Linked DNA regions of Mus musculus: all the other regions are linked to region 3. A link is a loop called in an ENCODE intact Hi-C map of the cell type or tissue named here. Cell type or tissue: left cerebral cortex. All regions are shown on one strand. Links, peaks and the distances in the headings refer to the core of each region. The heading gives the core; the rest is flanking DNA.

Evidence for each region. A loop is a pair of places that touch in the nucleus more often than their neighbours do. Peaks named below come from ENCODE experiments on the same cell type or tissue, not always from the same donor. Only the 100,000 strongest peaks of a DNase experiment are listed, where the experiment ranks them.
Region 1: it touches region 3 in a loop (5-fold over the local background); 12 of 42 quality-filtered maps call a loop at or near these places.
Region 2: it touches region 3 in a loop (5-fold over the local background); 3 of 42 quality-filtered maps call a loop at or near these places.

Annotation. Positions count from the first base shown.
Region 1 is chr17:34,775,636-34,781,061 of GRCm38, reverse strand. It overlaps the pseudogene Tnxa. Among named protein-coding and RNA genes, the nearest start is that of Cyp21a1, 26 kb to the left of the region's middle. In left cerebral cortex, for the core only: no CTCF peak of the experiment used is centred there; a DNase peak (open chromatin) is centred at 2,896; H3K27ac peaks cover 890 bases.
Region 2 is chr17:34,624,161-34,629,586 of GRCm38, reverse strand. It overlaps Ppt2 (palmitoyl-protein thioesterase 2), which reads left to right and starts at 2,152. Exons shown (of 9, transcript NM_001302396.1): 1 at 2,152-2,262; 2 at 2,592-2,782; 3 at 2,975-3,128; 4 at 3,656-3,751; 5 at 3,843-3,950. The coding sequence starts at 2,600. Prrt1 (proline-rich transmembrane protein 1) reads right to left here and starts at 23. Exons shown (of 4, transcript NM_030890.2): 1 at 1-23. In left cerebral cortex, for the core only: CTCF peaks have their summits at 2,763 (motif pointing left) and 3,566 (motif pointing left); DNase peaks (open chromatin) are centred at 1,406, 1,962, 2,373, 2,751 and 2 more places; H3K4me3 peaks cover 3,353 bases; H3K27ac peaks cover 3,308 bases.
Region 3 is chr17:34,697,440-34,702,865 of GRCm38, reverse strand. The region is part of intron 16 of Tnxb (tenascin XB); the gene reads right to left. Among named protein-coding and RNA genes, the nearest start is that of Gm24389, 12 kb to the right of the region's middle. In left cerebral cortex, for the core only: no CTCF peak of the experiment used is centred there; DNase peaks (open chromatin) are centred at 2,057 and 2,836; H3K27ac peaks cover 2,893 bases.

The DNA.
Region 1 (5,426 bases), core at 281-5,280, 78 kb before region 3:
GAGACAGAGCCTCTGTGAGGACTCCTGGGTCACATATTCCCAGGGAGTGCTAACATCTCTGTTGTCTGAAGCTGGGCTATTCAAGGCTCAGCTGTGCACTGGCCTCACAGTCAGGATCATCTGTCCCTCAGATGCTACTCATTAAATGACTGGTCTCTAAGGTGACAGGGCAGAAGCAGGGTCCCTTAAGAGGTGTGGCCTGGTAGACATTCCCCAGGTTGCTTAGGATGTGCCATTGAAAAGGACGGGGAGACTGAGCTTCCTCTTTATCTCCAGTCTGCTTTGAGGTGTTTGCTAATCCATGACAGGTTCTGAACGAGCAAGGCAGCCCATCAAAACCTGGGTGAAAGCAAAACTTCTCTCAGTTGATTATGTCCAGTACTATCACTAGAATGAGGCTGACAGAGTAGCTTGATAGGAATGCAGATAGACTCTAGGTGGACTGGTTACATCTGACCTGCTCTGTGGTGTGACCCAGGCACAAGGAAGTGCTTGCTAAGGACAAATGCTTCCAGGTAGCTGGTGACAAGGTGACAGCTTCTTAGTCCAGGCTGGATGTACCCATGATGGACAGAGCGGGGTTCAAGGCACCAAATGGACCCATACAGGTACATTCTGAACTTGTGACTGGGCTCCAGTTTCCCCACAGTCCTCCTGGCCTCCAGGTTGTACCTCTGAGGCCACCCATCCCTAGCCTTTGTAGAGTCAAAGTGGCCGTCCTGGAGAGTCTGGGGTGTAGTGATCCTATCGTTACTGGATCTTCCAGGAGTGGCTTCTCTGGGGATTCTGCACAGCAATCTCCTTCTCAGGGTCCTACGACTCGAGAGAATTGGGTCCCCAAAGTACACCCAGTACCTAAAGTAGAAGGCTTGGGGACTCATGTGGCCTCAAAGCGGCCATCTGGTCACTGGAGGCTGGAGAGGACTGAGCTATCCTCGCTGCCCCATCTGATAGTCAGACTGCCCATTTCCAGATCCTCAGGAGGCAACTGGAGCATGTGTGTCAGGAGCCAAAGCACTGCTCATTTCCTCTGACCCAATAGTCTCAGTTCTGGGCATTTATCCTAAGAAAATTATTAAAAGTAGGGGAAAGTTACAGCATGGAAGAATTCATAACAAGATTCTTTTTTTTTTTTTTTTTTTTTTTTTTGGTTTTTTGAGACAGGGTTTCTCTGTGTAGCCCTGGCTGTCCTGGAACTCACTTTGTAGACCAGGCTGGCCTTGAACTCAGAAATCTGCCTGCCTCTGCCTCCCGAGTGCTGGGATTAAAGGCGTGCGCCACCACGCCCGGCTTCATAACAAGATTCTTCATGACAGCAAAATGTGTCAGGACCCAAATAACCCACAATGGATGATGACTGGTTTACTTACAGGCCTTTCATCAGAAAGCATCAAATGACCATTAAAATGGTGATTAGTGAAGACTGTATGGTCACAAGGTAAATGACTAGCATCCAACAGGCACCCAGAAAGTAAGAGTCAACTGCTTGGGAGCACAGCCAGCTGAATGGGAGCACAGCCAGCTGAATGGGAGCATTGAAGATGTATGGGAGCACTTAGGATGTGAGGGAGCACTCAGGCTGTATGAGAGCATTCAGGCTGTATGGGTTTACTCAGGCTGTGTGATAACATTCTGGCTGTATGGGAGCACTGAGGCTGTATGGGAGCACTGAGGCTGCATGGGAGCACTGAGGCTATATGGGCTCACAGATGCTATATGGGAGCATAGCCAGGTGCATGGGAGCACTTGGGTTGTGTGGGAGCAATGAGGATGTATGAGAGCACAGCCAGCTGCATGGAAGCACTCAGGCTGTATGAGAGCACAGCCAGCCTCATGGGAGCACTCAGGCTGTATGGAAGTACTCAGGCTGCGTGGGAGCATTCAGGCTTTGTGGAGCATTCAGGATGAGTGGGAGCACTCAGGCTGTATGGAAGCACTGAGCCTGTATGGGAGCACTGAGGCTGTATGGGATCACTTAGGCTGTGTGGGAGCATTCAGGCTGCAGACTTAGTGTGTGGCCTGAGAGTGCAGAGCAGGAAACTCGCTTACAGCTTACACCTCAGCTTCTGTGGGTTTGGTGGTGGTAGTGTGTGTGCCAGGAATGGAGTCCAGGGCCTCATGGGATACTCAAGCACTCACAGTTGCTAATGATGGTTACTGCTCAAACACTAGACCGAGCTTCTCACTTGCTGGTTTTCAAGCTTTGCATAACCTGTCATGTCCCTCACACTATGAAAATACAGGCTTGAAAAGAGACTATTGAATCATATCAGTAAGTGGGAGGGGAATGGGAACGGACAGTGAGGGAGGTGGGAAAATGAGCGAAGGAATGGGAGAGGGGATATGGGAAAGCAGGGACATGTGTCCCTTATGAGCCACTCCCCTTGTTGTGAGTTGAGAATGGCCTTGTGAGGAATGACAAGAGACAGGACCCTGAGCTGAGAATAAGAACTAACAGTTTACCCCCAGTCACAAACTCTAGCTTCCCCATGCCCCTTGTTTCTGAAGTCTGCTGAGAGCAAGGGCAGAAACAAGACCTGTCAAGCCAGGGACTGTGAGATATGACTCCTCTACCTAGACGGTCACAGGCACAGAGAGCCACAGGCTGCCGGCTCTGTGGCTGAGCAGCCTGACCTGCCCCACACAGTGATCTGCTCTTGACATCTCCAGGAAAGCAGGCTGTGTGACAATGACCCAGGGACCCAAGTGTGCATTGTGATTTGTTCCCTAGCTGCTTAGGGACTGGCAAATTTAATTTTTTGAGAATTAGATATGAATTGCATTGCCAGGGTGACAGGAAGACAGATGGAGTGCTAAGGAAGAGACACTGCATTTTTCTGTTTTTCTGTGATTAAAAAGGAATGCGTGGAGGGGAAGGAGAAATGCTTGCCACGTTGGAACATTTGTACAGTGCAGAGCAGACGAAACCAGAAAAAGGCAGCCCAGCAGTGCTCAGAACAACACTGAATTCTGTCTCACAAAGCACTGCCGTGGGCGCTGTGGGCTATGCTCCCTTCCTCCGGTTCTCCACAGTGTGATGCTTGCCGGCTGGTTGTGATTAGGACCCTTACAGGACTCTCAGCCTATAGTACCTCTTCTCTCCTTCCTCTTGCTTTTTACTTTCAGACTCACACTTTCAGAAGTGCAGGCCCACTGTGGTGGGGAGGAGGGTATGGTGGAACAGAGCGGCTCACATCATGGAGGCCAGGAAGGAGAGAAAAGAAATCCAGGAGAGTCCAGGCCAAGAGACGGGTCCAAGAAAATGTCCCCAGTGAGCTACTTTCCCTGCCAAGTGCCCACCCTACTTCCCATTAGCATCTAACAATGCCACAGAGCACAGGTCCATCAAGTTACTGAAGTGGTGTGTGTGTGTGTGTGTGTGTGTGTGTGTGTGTGTGTGAGAGAGAGAGAGAGAGAGAGAGTGTAAGTGTGTGTGTGTACGTACATGTGTGGGTTTGTGTGCATGTTTGTCAGTGTGCATATGTTTGTACATATGTGTGAATGTGGTCATGGGTGTGCGTGTGTGTGTGTGTGTGTGTGTGATTGTGTGTGCATGTGTGTCTGTGTTCACAACAGAGTGAGGCAGAGGCAGCTGGTGAACAAAGGCCAAGGCTGTGAAGGGGAATTCAATCTTAGCCTTGTAAAATAGGGAAAACAACCGAGAAGCTGACCACACATCCCTGAGGAAGGAGATATGCTAAAGCCCCAATTCACACTCACCTGTCACACCTATGGTAGACACGTGGCCCACAAGATGTCCCTCATGGAACCCATACAGGTTCATCTTGTACTTGCGCCCAGGATCCAGGTCTCTCACGATGACCTCCCTCTTCTGGCCCCTGACATGCATCAGCTGGGGCCACCCATCATTTTCCTTGTACAGGACAGTGAAGGAGTCAAAGTCTCCCTGGGGGACGGTCCAGGAGAGGCTCAGGGAGACGATCCTGTCACTGTCAGCTCTCCCAGGCTTGGTTCCTTGGTGGGCTCTGGGGCCTCTATGCTGGGCTCTGTTAGGCTGGGGGGACTCTTCTCTGCAGCTGAGAAGAAGACAGAGAAGTGAACAGGGTTCTGTGTCCCCAGTCTTGGGCAGGAGGCAGAGACCATAGCTACCAGGTGACCTGGAAGGCTACCAGCACAATAAAACACTCCATGGTCCTGTTGTCTAGGAGCTAGCTCTAGGGGAAAGGAAGTGGGCCACAGCCTTGACCATGGCTCTCATCCAAGGCCCTCATCCCCACTCCTGTCACCAAGGAGCTAAGGTTACCTCTTCTTGAGTTTTACCTGAGTTTTCCATTGTCCACTCACCTGTCACCCCAATAACAGACACGCGACCTACACGCTGACCACTGTGGATGCCATACAGGTCATCTTGTACTTGTGGTCTGGCTCCAGGCCAGAGATGGTGACCTGGTCCTCATGCCCTGGCACCTGCACCACCTTGGACTGCCCATCCCCATTCTTGTATTGGATCATGAATTGGTCAAACTGTCCCTCCGGGACCATCCAGTGTTACCTCCTTCCAGCCTAGCAAGGCTGGCTGAGACCATCCACCAATGAGGCAGAGCCACCTGCTGTGCTGCTTCTTATCCCTCTCCTTTGATATGCCACTACCTGCCACCTGCCTGAGGCTGAACCGGCTCTTCAAGATCTTCCAGAGTTAGCACAGAACTGTGATCTTCTCGAGTTCCTACTAAAAGGCTGATCTGACAACTTGAAAGGAATTTTGCGTGACTGGGAATGGGCCTCCCCTCTTCTTTATAAAGTGTGTTCCCCAACATTAAAGTTGAACCTTGATCAGACTAGTTGTCTTGGTTCCATGTTTCTCTTGTCACCTAGTTTCCCTCTCTTTCAGTTCCAAGATGCCTTCTAGGTTCGAACCCGGACATGAGAGCCACAGGCCAGCCCCAACAATTTGGGGAAATAACTCGGGGCCTGGGAATGGCAGAGGACATTTGAAAGAAGCACTGCTGGTTTGGAGCTCCATGAAAGAAGAAAAGAATTAAAGAAAATTCGTACCAAAGAAGGTTGGTATGGGCTAAGCTGGAATGGTGCTAAACCCGCATGCGCTGGATTCATTTAGGTTCAGCAGTGTGTTATCGGGAACTAGGAACTCAACAGGGAGGCAGTCGGCCATAGCTTCCAGAAGCTGCTTTTTTAAGTGAGAGAAATAATAGGGTTTAATAAAAGGGATTTTATAATCAGGTGGATTGGCCGCAGTCTGAAACTGCATCAGGTGGGAGGAAAATGTCCCAGAAGCAGAGAGTATGGGGTAGGCCCTGCTTTATTCTCTCTGAGCCTTATGGCCAAAGTTCTCTTACCTCTTTGTGTTTTTGTCTAAGGTCTTGTCTAATGTCCAGTGCACCGGTTTTTCCATGTGTTAAATTCATGTATGTTCAGGTCTAGTCTGAATGAATGAATGTTCTGTG
Region 2 (5,426 bases), core at 51-5,050, 73 kb after region 3:
GGTAGCAGCAGCAGCGCGGAAATGGAGAGATGAAGACAGTGTGTGTTGGGGGGGGGGGGTGGCTGGGGGGGAGCTTAAAGGGACCGAGGCAGGGATGGGGGAGAGCTTCAGAAGTCTCCCCCCGAAAAACTCGGTTTCTCTCTGCTTCTGGACCACCTCTTTCCTCCTCTCACCCTGGCAGTCAAGCCCCCAGTTTAGCTCCCTTGGAGTTGTCATGGAAACCGGGAGGCAAGACCAGGCAAGGCGGGTGGGACTAAGAGAAGGAGGGAGGGAGGGAGAAATCTCTAGAGCCTCTCCCGCAAAGACTCGCTGTAGTGATTATATTGTGAGAAGAAGCCAGCTCAATGGATTTACCACACTTATCTCCAGACCCCGTTCAAGCAGTCCCTGCTCATCCATGGGGTTGCTCCCTCAGTTTCCCTCAGAACATCCTGCAAGATAGTTCTAGGTTTCTCCAGGTGTGAGACAGAACTGTACAAAGAGTGGAACCAAGAGGTTCAGACCCCCCCTCCCCCATATACAGCCTGACAATAGAGGTAAGATGCTGACTGTGGCTAAAGAAAAGGAGAAAAAGAAAGCGCCTGTGGGGGTACACAGGTACCTTCTTTCTCTAGGGTTATAAGAAGCTGAAATGCTTCATCAGAGGGAAGCAAGCTCTAATTGCTTGTTTGTGACAGGCAGGTTTGGAAAAGCGTGCTTGTTGGGGGCTGAAGAGTTCTTGGTCCAGTCAGCAGTCACAACCTCTCCTTAAAGCACTCCCTCTCTCCCCCCTCCTCCTGCCCCAAGACGCAGATCCACCCCCGGAGTCAACCCAAGACACAGCGGTGACTTCCACTCTTTTTATTTGCTTTTTGTGTCTTGTAAGGGCGTGGGTGGGGAGGTGGGGTAAGGATAGGCCCTCTACAGAGGTTACACCAGTTGAGCCTTTTTTGCAGAAACCTAGCAGGAGAATCAGAAACACCCCTTTAGGATTTTCCAACTCTCTCCAGAGACAGTTGCTCTAGGACAAAGCCCCTCTGGTGGCGTCCTGGAGAGCAGTCTCCAAAGCCCTGGCTTGAGCCCGTTCCAGGTCTGAGAAATTTTTACCCACGGCCTCATACCGGTGGTTCTGGTTTTTCAACCGTGCATGGATCAGAGGGAACCTTGGACCCATCCCTCCCACACCATCTTCAATACACGCTTCTGGTTTTATTAAGTTCAGATTAAACAAAGTCCCTGAGTACAGGCCTTGAAGCTCAGAAACCCTGCAAACTTATTTAATTGCTAAGTAAAAGCACTGACGGATAAAGGCTATTCCCTGGCACTCCGGCGCGCCGTAGGGGTCACGGGTAGGCCGAGTGGTGCCAGCGCCCGCAGCGGGGAGGAAGTCTGCCTGCACTGGCAGGGTTTGTGTCGCCAGCAGCCCGCAGGGATCTGAGGAGCAGTTTGTCGGGGTCGCTCAGGATTGAAAGACTGGTGGAAATCCTGTGGTGAGTCCTTGAAGCCCACGGGGCCCCACGCCCATATAAGGTGGGTCCGGGAGGGTGGGTCGTGAATGCGGAGATAAAAGTAGGGCCAGAGAAACTGGGTCAGGCTGCACTTCACTTGAGGGGCCTGGAGGACTCTCGGCGTCTCCGGAGACAAGGGCACAACACGCACTTCAAAGTGAAGAGTTGTAAGGCGCTGATCCGGAGCGGGAGGGCAGGCAGGAGTGGGAAGAGGGGCTCTTCAGCTGTGATCGGCCTGGCACTCTGGCCTAACACAAGCCTGGCGTCCAGCGATAGAAGCGGGAGTCGCCTTTCGTCAGTCCTAACCTCCCCCCTCGCACGTTTTCTTGGGCTCTGCTACGAAGCCAGACAGCCTGGATTGGAAAGTGGGCCGCATTAAGGAGGGGAAGTTGCACCCCTGGGTGGCTGGATGCAGCTGAAGCCTAGGAATGCCTTCTTTAGAAACCCAGTATTATCTTTTTCTGCTGTTGCCTCTCCCCATCCGGCTAAATGGATCGCTCTGTCTATTTCCTCCCCAGTTCTTTGGGTGCAATGGAATGTTCCATTGCCCCTCCGGTCCGCTGTCCGCGTTGCAGGGGACGCTCGCCCTGTTGCCAGGGAAAGTCCCGGACGTGACGGCTTTGCGCGACCCCGAGCAGCACCCCCCCCCCCCCCCCCGCGCCCCGTCCGTCATCCCACTGCGCGCTCTCCTTGTCCCCCTATCCCCGTATCCGGTGGATTACAGACTAGGTACAAGTAAACAGCTGGCGGAACGAAGCCTCCAGACACAGACCAGGTGGGAGTTTCCACTCTCCGTGTGTCCTGGGCCGCTGTTCCCCGGCCTTTGCAGATCCCAGAGTAGTGAATGGCCGAGGTGATGCTTAAGGGAGATCCTGGGCCTTGGGACAAAGTCCCTTGGGCGCCAAGTTGGGGGCGGGACTTAGGGTGAGCATTGGTGCATGGAGGTGGTAGGTGTTTGTGCCGAGCCATCTGGATGGAGTAAGTTAAAAGTAGCCTTCCCTCATACGGACCAGGAGTAGGAGCGGAGGCCGGAGAGTTGCTTGCTGTGAGTCTGTTGGGAGTGGAGAGGCGTCGTCTCCCTCACGGCCTCTCGTTCCTTCTCAGGTGGGAGCATGCCGGGGCTATGGAGGCAGAGGCTTCCTTCGGCTTGGGCTTTGCTTCTCCTGCCGTTCCTGCCGCTGCTGATGCCCGCAGCCCCCGCAGCCCACCGCGGGTCCTACAAGCCCGTGATCGTGGTGCACGGGCTCTTTGACAGTTCATACAGCTTCCGCCACCTGCTGGACTATATCAATGAGGTCTGTGGGGGATACTGAATGGATATAAAGTGGCTGGGGGAGGAAGCGTGGGCAGATGAAAGACAGCCAGCCCCTCTAGGCTAGTTTTCAGGGTACTGCTCCCCGCACGGGGAGAGCTGAGGGATGGGGGTTCCTGCAAGCACAGTGAATACACTTTGTCCAACCTAGTGCCGCATTGCCCCTTTCCCACAGACACACACCGGGACTGTGGTGACAGTGCTTGATCTCTTCGATGGCAGAGAGAGTTTGCGGCCCCTGTGGGAACAGGTACAAGGGTTCCGAGAGGCTGTGGTCCCCATCATGGAAAAGGCCCCTGAAGGAGTGCACCTCATCTGCTACTCCCAGGGTAAGCAACGCACACTCTTAACTCCCAACCCCCGTCTGAGCTTGACCCTTATCTAAGGCCTACTTTCTGGCGTTTGTGTCCTGAGTGGGAGGGAGGGTTCCTTCTGTGCTCATTGGCCATGGTTCTTAGATTTAAGGAATTACAGAGCAGCTAAAAGCATTTCAGTTGGTCAGAGGCCTAAACTCGCACCATGGCTCCATCATGTGACCTGTGACCCGTGCTGGAATGGAGTGTATCGGAGGCCTGGGATTCTGAGAGACAGGAAGTAAGGATCACTCCAGTGGCTATTCTTAAGACCCTTTCGGAGCTGGAGAGATGGCTCAGCGGTTAAGAGCACTCACTGACTGCTCTTCCAGAGGTCCAGAGTTCAATTCCCAGCAACCATGTGGTGGCTCACAACCATCTGTAATGAGATCTGATGCCCTCTTCTGGTGTGTGTGTCTGAAGACAGGGACAGTGCACTCATATACATGAAATAAATCAATCAACCTAAAAGACCATTTCCAACACTGGTGCTCTGCTTCCAGGGGGCCTGGTGTGCCGTGCTTTGCTGTCTGTCATGGATAACCACAATGTGGACTCTTTCATCTCCCTCTCCTCCCCACAGATGGGCCAGTATGGAGGTGAGTGGGCACTGTGGGTGCCATAGAAGGCAGTATAGTGTGTTCGGGGCACAGAGATTTGATGGCCCTTGGCATGGCGGTTCTCTTTCAGACACGGACTATTTGAAATGGCTCTTCCCCACGTCCATGCGGTCTAACCTCTATCGGGTCTGCTATAGTCCTTGGGGCCAGGAATTTTCCATTTGCAACTACTGGCACGGTGAGTGGGCCTCCGTGGTCGGGGTGCTACGGAGGATGAGGCCTGTTGCTCCCAATCTGACATAACCAAAGCAATCGCTTCCATTTAACACTTATAAAATAGACACTGTTCAGAATGTGGTGTGCAAACCAGCCAGTTGCCTCAAAGAGTGTAGTCTGATGCAAAAATTTAAAAAAAAATGGCTTATTGCCATGGACCACCCCAGTCTGGTATAGGGGGTCCCTGAAATGAGGGTCCTCGAAGCCTAGGTGGGTAAGGATTTGGTAGTGACAAACAGAAACAAACACAGAGGCAGTTTGAATCTGAGTGTTTTGCAGCTCTCAAGCAGGGGATCTTATACATTAAAAGAACAAATATTAGAACTCTGAAAAAATATATTCACTGACTCACAAACAGAACATGTGATGATTAATAGAAATCATCCAAGCGTAACAACTCTGAAAGGATGTATTCAGAGGGGCATCCACCCAAGGCTAGTGGCATATTTCCAAGAGCAGGTTAATAAATCTTTATAGTCAATTATTTAACATCTAATGCCTGATTTTTTTGTTTGTTTGTTTGGTTTTTGGTTTTTTAAGACAGGGTTTCTCAAGCCGTGCATGGTGGTGCACGCCTTTAATCCCAGCACTTGGGAGGCAGAGGCAGGCAGATTTCTGAGTTCAAGGCCAGCCTGGTCTACAGAGTGACCCTGTCTTTTTTTTTTTTTTTTTTGGTTTTTCGAGACAGGGTTTCTCTGTGTAGTCCTGGCTGTCCTGGAACTCACTCTATAGACCAGGCTGGCCTCGAACTCAGAAATCCACCTGCCTCTGCCTCCTGAGTGCTGGGATTAAAGGTGTGCACCATGCCTGCCCGGCGGCTTTCTTTACCATATACGAAAGCCCACCTCCGATGACACACATGCAGCGATATGCAATTTTACTGTTAGGAAAGTTTTTTTTTTTTTTTTTAAAGATTTATTTATTTATTATATGTAAGTACACTGTAGCTGTCTTCAGACACTCCAGAAGAGGGCATCAGATCTTGTTACAGATGGTTGTGAGCCACCATGTGGTTGCTGGGATTTGAACTCCGGACCTTCGGAAGAGCAATCGGGTGCTCTTACCCACTGAGCCATCTCACCAGCCCGTTAGGAAAGTTTTTATCTGTCATGATGCTGTTATATAACTTTATAAATGATTTGTAAAGTAAAGCATTGGTTTCCCTGGGGATAAGGTCATGTTAGTGTCCCCATCTCAAGGGATGGTTTCCTACCCATTACTCTCGCTTAAGATCTTGGCCTAGATTTCCAGGAACATGTAAATAAGAAAAGAAATAAGAGAAAACAAAACAGATATTTTGTTCCAGCCTAGAGTTCCACAACAGGTTCAAGGAGGCCTCCTTTTGAAGTTTTTGCCTCACTCTGTGGAACTTGTCACACAGATTCTACTGGGGTTGGTGTGGCAGCTTATCTTTACTGGCAGTCTCTCTTTGTGCATG
Region 3 (5,426 bases), core at 271-5,270:
TTTAGACTACCTTCCTTCCTTGCCCCTTCTTGTCTTGCTCCACCTTGCAGCCCAAGATTTGCATATACCCATCTTTGATGCCAGATGCCAGCATTCAGCACAGAACCCAGGGCTTCCCAGGATATCCCGACTGTGTCGTAAGATCTCAGAGGCTGTCATACAAAATCTGGTTCTTTCTGGACCATGCTTTTATAGCCTGCTGCTCTCTGCACAAGTTTGGACTCACTTTTTCTAAAGCTGCTCCTGACCTCATGCCTATTAGACTTCAGTCTCACTAGTTCTCTGTGAGCAAGCTGGTTTTGGGTGACCCTTCTAGGTCCTTTCTTGTCCCTAGTCTTCCCTATCACAAGCTCATGTTTGGTGTGACTATAATAAACCCATTGCTCAGGAACTTGGCAGTCTCCCAGGCTCAAGGCTCATTAGATGCAGTCTGCACCTGGATCCATCACCTGTAACTTTGCTGATACACAGGATGGGTGTACAGTTAAGTAAAACTGTATCCCAGCACCTCCTTCACTGTTTCCATGGAGACAGAGCCTCTGTGAGGACTCCTGGGTCACATATTCCCAGGGAGTGCTAACATCTCTGTTGTCTGAAGCTGGGCTATTCAAGGCTCAGCTGTTCACTGGCCTCACAGTCAGGATCATCTGTCCCTCAGATGCTACTCATTAAATGACTGGTCTCTAAGGTGACAGGGCAGAAGCAGGGTCCCTTAAGAGGTGTGGCCTGGTAGACATTCCCCAGGTTGCTTAGGATGTGCCATTGAAAAGGACGGGGAGACTGAGATTCCTCTTTTTCTCCAGTCTGCTTTGAGGTGTTTGCTAATCCATGACAGGTTCTGAACGAGCAAGGCAGCCCATCAAAACCTGGGTGAAAGCAAAACTTCTCTCAGTTGATTATGTTCAGTACTATCACTAGAATGAGGCTGACAGAGTAGCTTGATAGGGATGCAGATAGACTCTAGGTGGACTGGTTACATCTGACCTGCTCTGTGGTGTGACCCAGGCACAAGGAAGTGCTTGCTAAGAACAAATGCTTCCAGGTAGCTGGTGACAAGGTGACAGCTTCTTAGTCCAGGCTGGATGTACCCATGATGGACAGAGCGGGGTTCAAGGCCCCAAATGGACCCATACAGGTACATTCTGAACTTGTGACTGGGGCTCCAGTTTCCCCACAGTCCTCCTGGCCTCCAGGTTGTACCTCTGAGGCCGCCCATCCCTAGCCTTGTAGAGTCAAAGTGGCCGTCCTGGGGAGTCTGGGGAGTAGTGATCCTGCCATTACTGGATCCTCCAGGAGTGGCTTCTCTGGGGATTCTGCACAGGGATCTCCTTCTCAGGGTCCTACGACTCGAGAGAATTGGGTCCCCAAAGTACACCCAGTAGCTAAAGTAGAAGGCTTGGGGACTCAGGTGGCCTCAAAGCAGCCATCTGGTCACTGGAGGCTGGAGAGGACTGAGTTATTCTTGCCGCCCCATCTGATAGTCAGACTGCCCATTTCCAGATCCTCAGGAGGCAACTGGAGCATGTGTGTCAGGAGCCAAAGCACTGCTCATTTCCTCTGACCCAATAGTCTCACTTCTGGGCATTTATCCTAAGAAAATTATTAAAAGTAGGGGAAAGTTACACCATGGAAGAATTCATAACAAGATTCTTCACGACAGTAAAATGTGTCAGGACCCAAATGACCCACAATGGATGATGACTGGTTTTCCTACAGGCCTTTCACCAAAAAGCATCAAATGACCATTAAAATGGTGATTAGTGAAGACTGTGTGGTCACAAGGTAAATGACTAGCATCCAACTGGCACCCAGAAAGTAAGAGACAACTGCTTGGGAGCACAGCCAGCTGCATGGGAGCACAGCCAGCTGCATGGGAGCACTCAGGCTGTATGGGATCACTTAGGCTGTGTGGGAGCATTCAGGCTGCAGACTTAATGTGCAGCCTGAGAGTGCAGAGCAGGAAGCTTGCTTACAGCTTACACCTCAGCTTCTGTGGGTTTGGTGGTGGTAGTGTGTGTGCCAGGAATGGTGCCCAAGGCCTCATGGGATAGATAAGCACTCACAGTTGCTAATGGTGGTTACTGCTCAAACGCTAGATTGAGCCTCTCACTCGCTGGTTTTCAAGCTTTGCATATCCTGTCATGTCCCTCACACCATGAAAATACAGGCTTGAAAAGAGACTATTGAATCATATCAGTAAGTGGGAGGGAGATGGGAACGGACAGTGAGGGAGGTGGGAAAATGGGCGAAGGACTTGGGGGAGGGGATATGGGAAAGCAGGAGATATGTGTCCCTTATGGACCACTCCTCTTGCCGTGAGTTGAGAATGGCCTTATGAGGAATGACAAGACTTAAAGAGACAGGATCCTGAGCCAAGGGTAAGAAGGAACAGTTTACCCCCAGTCGCAAACTCTAGCTACCCCATGCCCCACAAGCCTGCAGTCTGCTGAGAGCAAAGGCAGAAACAAGACCTGTCAAGCCAGGGACTGTGAGATATGACTCCTCTACCTAGACGGTCACAGGCACAGAGAGCCACAGGCTGCCTGCTCCGTGGCTGAGCAGCCTGACCTGCCCCACACAGTGATCTGCTCTTGACATCTCCGGTAAAGCAGGCTGTGTGACAATGACCCAGGGGCCCAAGTGCTCATTGTGATTTGTTCCCTCGCTGCTTAGGGACTGGCAAATTTAATTTTCTGAGAATTAGAAATGAACCGCGTTGCCAGGGTGACAGGAAGACAGATGGGGTGCTAAGGAAGAGACACTGCATTTTTCTGTTTTTCTGTGATTATAAAAGGAATGTGTAGAGGGGAAGGAGAAATGCTTGCCATGTTGGAACATTTGCACAGTGCAGAACAGACGAAACCAGAAAAAAAGGCAGCCCAGCAGTGCTCAGAACAACACCACATTCTGTTTCACAAAGCACTGCCGTGGGCGCTGTGGGCCGCACTCCCTTCCTCTGGCTCTCCACAATGTGATGCTTGCCGGCTGGTTGTGATTAGCACCCTTATAGGACTCTCGGCCTGTGGTCCCTCTTCTCTCCCTCCTCTTGCTTTTTACTTTTGGACTCTCACTTTCAGAGGTGCAGGCCCACTATAGTGGGGAGGAGGGTATGGTGGAGGGTGGGGAGGAGGGTGCAGTGGAACAGAGCAGCACACATCACAGCCGCGGCCAGGAGGAGAGAAAAGAAATCCAGGAGAGTCCAGGCCAAGAAACAGGTCCAAGAAAATGTCCCCAGTGAGTGCTTTCCCCACCAAGTGCCCACCCTACTTCCCATTAGCACCTAACAATGCCACAGAGCATGGGGCCATCAAGGTACTGAAGTGGTGTGTGAGTGTGCGTGAGAGTGTGTGTTTGTGTGTGTGTGAGACTGTGTGTGTGTACATGTGTGAGTTTGCATGCACATGTGTGACTGTGCATATGTGTGTACATATGTGTGAGTATGGGCATGGATGTGCATGTGTGTACATGTGTGTGATTATGTGTGCATGTGTGTCTGTGTTCACAACAGAGTGAGGCAAAGGCAGCTGTTGAACAAAGTCCAAGGCTGTGAAGGGGAATTCAATCTTAGCCTTGTGGGATAGGGAAAACAACCGAGAAGGTGACCACACACCCCTGAGGAAGGAGATACTCTATAGCCCCACTTCACACTCACCTGTCACACCTATGGTGGACACAGGGCCCACACGACGCCCCTCATGGAGCCCATACAGGTTCATCTTGTACTTGCGCCCAGGATCCAGGTCTCTCACGATGACCTCCCTCTCCTGGCCCCTGACACGTATCACCTGGGGCCTCCCATCACTGTCCTTGTACTGGACAGTGAAGGAGTCAAAGTCTCCCTTGGGAATGGTCCAGGAGAGGCTCAGGGAGTCTGGGGACGATCCTGTCACTGTCAGCTCTCCTAGGCGTGGCTCCTCTGTGGGCTCTGGGGCCTCTGTGGGCTCTGGGGCCTCTGTCCTGGGCTCTGTGGGGCTAGGAGGCTCTTCCTCTGCAGCTGAGAAGGAGACAGAGAAGTGAGCAGGGGGTGCTGGAGAGACAGCTCAGTCATTAAGAGCACTGACTTGCTCTTCCAGAGGTCTTGAGTTCAATTCCCAGCAACCACATGGTGGCTCACAACCATCTGTAATGGGATCTGATGCCCTCTTCTGGTGTGTCTGAAGACAGTGACAGTGCACTCATAAATAAAGCAAATCTTAAATTTAAAAAAAAAAAAAAGGAAGAAGAAGAAGAAGAAGTGAGCAGGGTTCTTTGTCCTCAGGTCTTGGGAAGGAGGCAGAAACCATAGCTACCAGGGGACTTGGATTCTACCAGCACAATAAAACCATCCATTTTCCTGTTGCCTAGGAGAAGGGGCCAGCTCTAGGGGAAAGGAAGTAGGCCACATACTTGTCCATGGCCCTCATCCCCACTCCTGTCACCAAGGAGCTAAGGTCACCTCCTCTTGAGTTTTACCTGAGTTTTCCATTGTCCACTCACCTGTCACCCCAACAGCAGACACAGGGCCCACACGCTGGCCACTGTAGATGCCATACAGGTTCATCTTGTACTTGTGGTCTGGCTCCAGGCCTGAGATGGTGACCTGGTCCTCATGCCCTGGCACCCGAACCACCTTGGGCTGCCCATCCCCGTTCTTGTACTGGATCACGAATTGGTCAAACTGCCCCTCAGGGACTGTCCAGGAGAGGCTCAGGGAGTCAGGGGTGGCATCTGTCACAGTCAGCTCCTCCAGGCGAGGTTTCAGGGAAGAGGCATCAGTAGGCTCCTCTTTGGGGTCTGGGGAAGACGTAAAACAGAATCTTTGCTGTTTATGGAAGGAATTTCCAAGTCCCAACGCTCTTAAATATGGGTCAGAAGGAGGCTGTGTCTAGGCCTGGTCATGTTCTCTTCCTGTTTATAATCACCAGGGCTTCTCCACGGTCTTCTTTGGAAATCAGACAGGTCAGGTCACCTTGGCTCTCAAGGCCTTGGCATATCGTAGCTCAGCCTTCCTTTACGCTATTTTATTTTATTTTATTTTATTTTATTTTATTTTATTTTATTTTATTTTTTAAGGCTGGGCTTCACATAAGCCAAGGTGGTCTTCTGCTGAAGAGATACAGAATAGGCTTAACTCCTGATCCTCCTGCTCTCTCTGTCCTGCAAGGGCAAGGATAATGGGTGTGTGTGTCACTATGCCTAGCCAGATCAAAAGCTTCTTTTGGGGGTGTCAGAACAAAAGTCCTGAAACTAGACTGTGGGGGTCCATGCTAGGAAAATGTGCAAGTGTGTTTCTGGTGCACCTCACACAGATTATTTTGATGGCACCTAAGTTGGGTCTAAATGTAGCTGTTAATGAAGAACTTTCCTTCAGGGGAGGAGAGGGCGGGACACAGGCCAGTGAGTACCTGATTGAAGGAGTCACGGACACACTGGCCTCATCACATCCT